2 separate regions of the Mus musculus genome follow, and region 2 is linked to region 1. A link is a loop called in an ENCODE intact Hi-C map of the cell type or tissue named here. Cell type or tissue: heart. All regions are shown on one strand. Links, peaks and the distances in the headings refer to the core of each region. The heading gives the core; the rest is flanking DNA.

Region 1 (6,580 bases), core at 2,223-4,722:
GTTGGAGGTGGCCATGAGTTGATGAAGTTTGTCTTTGATCCAAACACAGTTCAGCTGGCTGAGATCTGCAAGAAAGCCCACATGAGTTAATGCAGAGTTAATGTCTTCTGGGCCCCAGCAAGGGTAGCAGATCACATTTAGTTTGAATACATGCAAGGAAAGGCTTGATGTGCTCCCCCTCCCTCCCTCCCTCCCTCCTTCCCTCCCTCCTTCCCTCCCTCCTTTCCAGATAGGGTCTCTCTATGTTGCCAGTTCTGTCGTGCAACTCATATATAGACCAGGCTGGTCTTGAACTTTCAGTCCTTCTGTCTGACTCTTGAATACTGGGATTACAGAATCGTGTCACCCTATCTTGTTTCAGCATTTTTTTGTGAGAGGCAGGGCTAAGGGTGATATCCCAATGTATAAGGGCCAGCCACAGGAAGTGGCCCGAAGTGCTAGGCAGAGATCCTACCAGGGCAAGCAGTATGCCTAAGTGGAGATGGGTCAGGTTCTGACTTCTGTGTGGCTCAGTCGCACAAGCCAGGGCTGTCCTTTTCCGTCTGGAGTCATCTCAAATCCTATTTCACCCTGCTTGGCCCTTAGAAAGAACTGCCCAAATTCACCCAGAAGCTGGGGTTTTGGTTTGGGCTTCCAGTTGGAATATGTCCACTCTGCCTTGTCTGCAGCCTCTACACCCAACCAGAAGCTGGTAAGTGTTCCTGTCCCCAGCTGTGAAGGATAGAAAGCCTGGCCAGCATCCAGTTCTCATCACAGCAGTTATGTGTTCCAGCATGTGCTTTCAGAATGTGTGCTCCATTATCACGTATGTCAGGCACAGGCTAGGATGTGTGGTTTGGGGTTAGACTTTGGCCACATCTTTCTGTGGCTCTTCTTCTTCTTCTTCTTCTTCTTCTTCTTCTTCTTCTTCTTCTTCCTCCTCCTCCTCCTCCTCCTCCTCCTTCTCCTCCTCCCCTTCTTCCTCCTCCTCCTCTTCTTCTTCTTCAGAAAATGGACATTAATTGCCATGCATCACACATTTGGTGAGTGCTCTGTGAAAGATGGCCTTCCAGCTGGATGGTGGTGGGGCCACACCTTTAATCCCAGCACTTGGGAAGCAGCGGCAGGCAGTTCTCTGAATTTGAGGCCAGCCTGATGTACAGAGTGAATTCCAGTATAGCCTGGGCTGTTACACAGAGAAATACGGTCTCAAAAAAGGGGGGGGGGAGAAAGAGGGGGGGGGAGAAAGAGAGGGAGGAGGGAAGAGAAGAGAGAGAAAAAATGAGAGGGAGAAAGAGAGAGAGAGAGAGAGAGATGTCTATCTAATATGGAAGCCAGGCCCTCAAGATGGTCCAACTCTCAACATACAGCACTGAATGAAGGCTCAGGAATAGAAGAAGGGACAGCATCGCTGCCTTCTCCACAGAAGCTAGAGTTTTCGTGGATGTAAAAATGGGATAATGTAAGGAGCACAGAAACCCTGGACCGTGGCTTCATGGCTGGAGATGAGCAGAAAGAAGTAGAGGCGAGCGAGTGTCACTTCAGAGATGAGGTCAAGTGCGATGAAGTTTCCTCTTCGTTTTCTCTCTCTTGGATTCCTCAGCTCCGGGAAGTCAGCACCCCGTCAGAAGGACACTTAACTGGTTACAGACAGCCTGGGTGGCAAGGAGCAAGCCATATCAGGGGACCCCTGGGACATATTGCCCTTCAGGCTTCAGTCTGAAGTCATCAAAGAGACTGTGAGCCACAGCTTGGGGCTCCCAGCCCTTTGCCTCAGCAGCGGTGCCCTGCTTGTCCTTTGAGTCTGCCAGATGAATCAAGTAGCCATGATAACCAGCCGATGGCTTACGCAGATAAAACTTGAAAGCAAGGGAATCAAGATGACCGTAGGATAAACCACGGGAGGAAGCACACATCTGGAATCCCATCGCTTAGGAGGTGGAGACTAGAGGGTCAGAGATTCAAAGTCATTCTTAGATACATACCAAGCTTGAGAGAGAGAGAGAGAGAGGGAGAGAGAGAGAGAGAGAGAGAGAGAGAGAGAGAGAGAGAGAGAGAGAGAGATGCTGGTCTGGTGCTGGAGAGATGAGATGGCTCAGCGATTAAGACTTTGGTTCAAGCCGGGTGTGGTGGCGCACGCCTTTAATCCCAGCACTCGGGAGGCAGAGGCAGACGGATTTCTGAGTTCGAGGCCAGCCTGGTCTACAGAGTGAGTTCCAGGACAGCCAGGGCTATACAGAGAATCCCTGTCTCGAAAAAACCAAAACCGAAAAAAAAAAAAAAAAAAAACCAACAAAAAAAAAGACTTTGGTTCAGTTCTCAGCACAACCATCCTTAACTCTAACTCTGGGGTTTCTGATGTCCAGAAATTCATTTTTCTTTTTTTAGGTTGTTTGTTTGTTTGTTTTGCTTTGTTTTGTTTTTTAACCTTCTCAGCCTTCTCAGTTTGAGAGTTGACTGCTCTAGGCTGATCCTCAGTGCTGGGATCTCCGGGTTGGGGCTTGGGTGGGGGATGGGTGAATGGAAGCAGCTTTTCGATCAGCTTTCATCTGATTGGGTGTCATGAGCATGCAAAAATCAATTATTATGCCTGATTGGTCGGGCCTGGAAGGGGTGGAGCGAACCCTACCTGAAACACAGGGGCGGTGCTTTCCCACAGGAATCTAGAGGCACAGTTGCCAGGAGCAGGAAGCGGTTGCCGAGCAGCGGAAAGACAGATACTTATTGTCCCTGTGTTTTTATTGTGTTCTTCAGTGTGTCTGGGTGCTGCTCCCCTCAAGCCACCTGGTTTCCTGGCTCTTTGTAGAATGCTCTTGTTTCTTCCTCTCTTTCAGGTCTTAAACACCACCCTTCAACTACACTTCCCTTCAACACTGTTTTAATCTTTCTCAAAACAAGCTGTTTTGAATGTGGCTGTGGCTGTGGTGTGTGAGCATAGTGTATTTGTGTGCGGCATATGCAGGCGTGTGCACCTGAAGGTGCTCTGTGCTCTGCTTTTCTGTTCTCTGCCTTATTCCTTTAAGACAGGGTCTCTCCCTGAACTTAGAGCTAGGTCTGGAAAATAGTCAGCTCCCATGATCCTCCTGTCTCACCCCCTCATCACTGGGGTGACAGGCACATACACTGTGATGACTGCTAAAGGGGGGGGAAAAACCCTAAAGAGTTTGTACCTAGTTTTATGTTGGTGCATACCAAAAGAATATCTTAAAAATTGGGTGTGGGAACTCATGCTTGTAATCCCAGCACTGAGCAAACAGAAACAGGAGGATTGCTGTGAGTTTGAGGCTAGCCTGAGCCACAGGCTTTTTATTTGGAAATTTGAACTCAGCCCCTCACGTGCAGCAAGTGCTCTGAAACATTGAACCATCTCTCTAATAATAGTTTTTAAAATTATTTATTGATTTTTATTTTATGTGCATTGGTGGTTTATGTGCATGTGTGTCGAATCCCCTGGACTGGAGTTATAGACAGTGGTGAGCTGCCATGTGGTTGCTGGAAATTGAATCCAGGACCTTTGGAAGAACAGTCAGTGCTCTTAACCACTGAGCCATCTCTCCAGCCCTGAGCCATCTCTCCAATCTGAACCTCACCTCGAAAACGCAAGTGCCTTCTCTCCCTTTCAATTCTTCTAGATTCCCTTTCCTTTCTTTTTCCCCTTGAGACAAGGTCTTAATTATTCTATTAGCCTCTCCCACTGAAATGTAAGCTCCACAGGGTCGAGTCTTTTATCCATTCTGATCCCTGCTATATCCTTTCTATTTTGTGCCCAACGCATAGTAGGTACTCTAGAAGCAAAGGCTAAATAAGGGGTGTGCATAGCTACCCTGTTGAGTAGCTGAGATGAAGGTGAGGCCCTTCCCATTTCAGATGAGGCCCCAAAACTTAAAGATTTTCTTGGCTGGAAAAAATAAAACAAAACAAAACAGTTGTTGTTTTAAACACTAATTGTTGAGTGTTAATGAGAAAACAGCAGAGGGGAGCTTCATGAGTTATTGTGTGCCCCCACAGAGTGAAGGTTAGAAGGCACCCTGATGCAGCAGTTCAGACTGAGAGAGTGGCAGGAGGATGGAGTCACCGCCTGGCTGCTGGTAAGACAGACATCCCAGGCGCGAAGGAAACACCTGCCCCAGATCTGAATCACACTGACAGCAGTCATTTAGTTTCAGCAAACACAGCAGCCCCTTTTAAATTAACGTGCTCATTTGAACTTTACTGATCTTATAGCTTCTTTGAAATGGAATTTGGCTTTTTTTGTCAATGCTGGGGGGGGTGGGGTGGGGGAAACACCTAAAAAGTTTGTACCTAGTTTTACGTATGTGGAAAGAATATGCTAAAAACTGGGTGTGGTATTCCCAGGGGATGGGGAAACTGAAGCAGGAGGATTACTGTGAGTTTGAGGCTACCGAGCCACTGGCTGCAGGATGGAGTCTTTGTTTTTTGTTTTTTGGGTTTTTTTTTTTTTTTTTTTTTTTAAGGAAAGGAAAGAGAAGGGAAGGATGAAAAGAGAAGGGAGAGGAAAGAGAAAAAGAAAATGAAAAAGAAAGAAAAATAAGGCAAGGTGGGAAAGTGAGAAAAATAACCAAATGTAGCAACATATGCGTGACTGTTACAATGGCGGCACATCACTTTGTAAGCTAACAAAAGTAACTAATTCAAACATTATAACAGAAACTAATAGGCTTGCGAGCATTTGTATCCTTTACAAAGAAACTTACTACTCAAGATGGCCAAACACTTTGGAAAGAGTTAAACCTTTGTCCTTGACACAGGAAGGGAAGTCTCAGAAGGATTTCAAGAGAAGGCCCAGGAACTCAAAGATCACCTGGCCAGTCCAATCTCTCATGCTTCTCAGTAAAGACTGGGTTTACTTAGCTAAACTCAAGGCTCAATTCCTGACCTTATCCTGCCTCCCACCTAGGGAGAGCTGACCCCTCCCCCCAAGTTATCTCATCAGCTCCAGGAAGTGACCTGGCCGGCCTCTGGGGTTGAGAGCAAGCGCTCCTTGCCTCTGCCTCCCCCAGCCCCAGGAATCTGCCTGCCAACACCCAGGTTGGGGGGGGATTACTCACCAGGAATTCCCAGCTGTACTTTGGTTGTTTGCCCGCTGATATTTGCTGGGAACTAGAGATATCTGGGAGGTCTTCCCAGCTTTTCTTAGCTGGCTGGGGCAGGGCAGCTGTCAAGCATAGCTATCTTTGTTCTCAGAGCCGACCCCAGAACTGCTGCTGGAGTTAGAGATTAGCCTAGGGTCCTTCCCTGCCTTTAGCCCAGGAAGTTGAGAGAGAGATAGAAGTTTGCTCACTGAGGAAAAGAGGGTACCAGAAAGCCAGTTGCTCTGTCCTGAGACCAGAGAGCTGGGCACTGTGTGGGAAGCAAAGAACCTCTTTCGCCAGCTGCAAGCCGGTCTTTTCTTAGAGATCCTGTAAGGGCAACCTGCCCACTGTCCCACACACCCTGAAGTCTGTGGTGGGAGGGGAGGAATGGCCCTCAGGAAACAGTTCCAGTCAAGCAGAAGATGAAGTCTGGAAGAGACTGACTCGGCTGCTCAAGGGACACAGTCCACTTGAGTGTCTCCAGCCTCACTTTCCCCAAAGGCTCAAGGACTTATGAATTGTTTACGTAGACCACAGCAAAGGGAATGGCTTCTGTCTGATAGGGAAACTGAGGCAGAGGGCTGGGATTTTACTAAAACCGTATTTCCTATAGCAAATAACTCATAGAAACATTGGAAGTGGAAAATGTGGACAAAGGGCTCGAACAGAGCAGAGAACAGTCTGTCAGCTCAGAGAGGTGCTCTCGTGAGTTTCAGAGAATGTGAGCTCAATAACCCATTTGCTATTGGGTCTGAGGACCAAGCTAATTTCAGCCTTTTGGGCCTAGAAACCCTAAGAAATTTTAGCCTTGTTGTTTGCTTTCTGTCACCATGATAAACACCATTATCAAAATATAACTTATGGAAGAAAGAGTTTATTTCATATTACAGCGCCAGGTAACAGTTTATCGCAGAAGGAAGTCAGGGTAGCTCTTGGAGACAGTAGCCAAAGCAGAGTCCATGGAAGGATGCTGCTTACTAGCTTGCTCTCCCTAGCTTCTGGTGAGCTGGCTTTCTTTCCAGCCCACTCCCCTTGGTGAGGGATGATACGCCCCACAGAGTGCCGGGCCCTCTTATATCAATTAGCAATCCAGAAAATTGTGCCACGGAGATGCTCACAAACCAGTCTGATTGATTTGGTCACCACATTGAGACTCTTCAGATGACTCTGGGTTGTGTCAAGTTGACAGCTGAGGCTAACTAGTGCGACATGGTTTTTCCTATCTCCTTCTAGCCTTCTATGGCTTGAAGTTGAATATCCTTTCTCCAAAGAGCTTAGGACTACGAAGTGTTTCGGATTTCAGGGTCCCCACCCTTGATATGGGAGTACTTACATATACATAATGTGGTATCTCAGGGATGGAGGGAGTCAAAGTCTTAATACAAAATTAATTTCTGTTGCAAACACACAGCCTAAAGGTAATTTTACACAATATTTTTAGTACATCTGCATGTTGACTGCAGTCTATCATGTGAGGGGAGGTGTGGAATTTTCCACTTGTGGTGTTA
Region 2 (2,500 bases), core at 1-2,500, 100 kb before region 1:
TCTTAACAGGTTAAAGAGAATGCTAGTGTTCCACCTGCTGGCTTTCTGTACACACTAAGAAAGCAGCAGTTGCCTTTTATTCCTTCCTTCACGATTCCTTAAGTGTTTCTTGTCCCAGGCTGGGTCCAGCGGGATGCTCAGACTTCTGAAAAAGCAGTTTTTCATGCAAGCAGCTTGTATATCTAGAAATGGACGTGCTGATTATTTTAAAATCTTCCCTTTTCTAGTCTCAATTAATGCAAGGCCTGCTTGTCTCTATATCTTGCTGAAAAAGGAATAGAGAAGGAAAGGAAAATATGACCAAGTGTAGTTGAAAAGGTGAGCCACTGGGTGACAGAGCATTGGGCTCTCTTTCTTGGGGATTTGACAGTTGGCAAGGGCCCCCAAAATCATGCTAATGAAATCATTTGGCCCTCCTCCAAAGAGCTGTCTTGTGAATGAATCCATGAATCTAACAAAGTGTCCTTAAAGATGTGGCCTGGGGCTGGCGAGATGGCTCAGTGGTTAAGAGCGCCGACTGCTTTTCCGAAGGTCCCGAGTTCAAATCCCAGCAACCACATGGTGGCTCACAACCATCCGTAACGAAATCTGATACCCTCTTCTGGAGTATCTGAGGACAGCTACAATGTACTTACATATAATAAATAAATAAATCTTTAAAAAAAAAAAAAAAAGATGTGGCCTGGCCTTAGACATGATGTCACTGCTCACGTCTCTCTGTCGATGCTATGTGTATGTGTAGGATGAGGGGCAAGAATGTAGTATAGATTTAATGCTAGTAAATTTACTGATTAAAGATGGTGATGGCACATGCCTTTAACCCAGCACTAAGGAGGCAGAGGCAGTCAGCTCTCTGTTCCAGGCCAACCTGGTCTACAGAGTGAGCTCCAGGACAGACAGAAAAGGGGGTGGGGCTCTTTAACTACTCTTCCAAAGATCCTGAGTTCAATTCCCAGCAACCATATGGTGACTCACAGCCATCTATAATGGAATCCAATGCCCTCTTCTGGTGTGTCTGAAGACAGCTGCAGTGTACTCACATACTTAAAGTAAATAAATCTTTAAAGGAGGAAGAGGAAGAGGAGGAGGAAGACTACTACATGACAACAGCAGGAGAACTGCCCTGTCACACTATAGCTCTACTTTCTATGACTGTCACCCCTGGACTCCACATATGATATGTTCTTTTTCATATGAGATAAAAATATACTTTTTCTATAGGAAGATATAACTCTTGGATTCCATCCTTTGATTTGTTTTATGGCTTTTGGCCAATTTTTTTTTCCACTTCCTTGCTCATTTTCTTCTCTTGCATTTGAGTCCACATAGTGACCTTTAGGTACAGTTGGTTTCATTCCCCTTAAAGGTGAGGCCCAGAGTGATGTGCAGTGTGAGTCAGTGGTGGACTAGCCAGGATTAAACTCACACCCTTGCCTGTGACTGTGCCTGTTTTCATGATCATGCTCCCTCCATATTACTGAGATCAAGTGGTCTTTGTGGGCCAATGAGAAAGAGCGTATGGCTGACAAATTCCTTGTATGTATTGTTTAGGGAGTGGATTTTTAAAGGAATTATTACTTGTTTTTTGTGTGTGCTCATGTGCACATATGTGGAAGACAGCTTTCAGGTGGTGTTCCTCACCTTCCTGTCTTGTTTGAGATAGGGTCTCCTCACTCTGCACATTTAATTATCAGGCTTGTATGGCAAACACTTTTACCCACTGAGCCATCTCCTCAACCACTAGGGAGTGAATATTTTATATATTTGTTTTGTTTTCTTGAGGCAGGGTTTTACTGTGGCGCCTTGGGAACCTGGACCTCATCGAGATCCATTTGCCTCTGATTAAAGGCATATGCAGTATGGCCTGTGAGTGAATTTTAGAGGATTTTTATTTAACCAGGCCTGGTAGTACAGTGTAGTCTTAGCTACTGCAGAGACTGAAACAGAAGGAGTCTCCTGTCCCCAAATAAAGTTAGAGGAAGACTTGGGAGGGATGTAACCCAGAGGTGGTGCACTTGCCCTCCATGTGGACTCAGTACCCAGTACCAAAGAGGAAAGGTAGATTGCAGAGAACCTGTTTATTAAATCAGCTGTTTCGAATTCTTTTGAACTTTTGACCTTTTTAAAAATCCAGAAGCCATGAACACTGTCAGAAAATACATATAACTAGATAGTGTGGTAGATAATCCTAAGGGTTTACAGGACTCCTGGGACCTGGAGGCTCAGGCACTACCAATCTTCAACAATCTTCTTTGGATGAGGTTCATCCTGTAGTCCATTTACTGGTTTGGAGTTTAGAAATCATGGAAAGCTTGCTAGGGGTAGACAGGTTAATAATTGTTTGAAAAAGCCCATGAGGTAACTTGAATTTATTCTTAGATTAGGAATAAGTGAGATTGCTGTGCTCTGGTGATGTGACATGACAGTTCTCTTTTAACGCACAACCTTAGCTGGGAGCTGGGATCTACTCGGAAACCCCAGTAGACATTAACAAAGCCGG

Evidence for each region. Peaks named below come from ENCODE experiments on the same cell type or tissue, not always from the same donor. Only the 100,000 strongest peaks of a DNase experiment are listed, where the experiment ranks them.
Region 2: a loop joins it to region 1, with 2.1 times the contacts of the local background. A loop is called at or near these places in 1 of 42 quality-filtered maps.

Annotation. Positions count from the first base shown.
Region 1 is chr12:80,269,531-80,276,110 of GRCm38, reverse strand. It overlaps Gm29952 (a long non-coding RNA gene), which reads right to left and starts at 5,386. Exons shown (of 4, transcript XR_381744.1): 1 at 5,049-5,386; 2 at 1-65. In heart, for the core only: no CTCF peak of the experiment used is centred there; no DNase peak of the experiment used is centred there; H3K4me3 peaks cover 612 bases; H3K27ac peaks cover 1,369 bases.
Region 2 is chr12:80,371,038-80,373,537 of GRCm38, reverse strand. The region is part of intron 6 of Dcaf5 (DDB1 and CUL4 associated factor 5); the gene reads left to right. Among named protein-coding and RNA genes, the nearest start is that of Mir1843a, 19 kb to the left of the region's middle. In heart, for the core only: no CTCF peak of the experiment used is centred there; no DNase peak of the experiment used is centred there.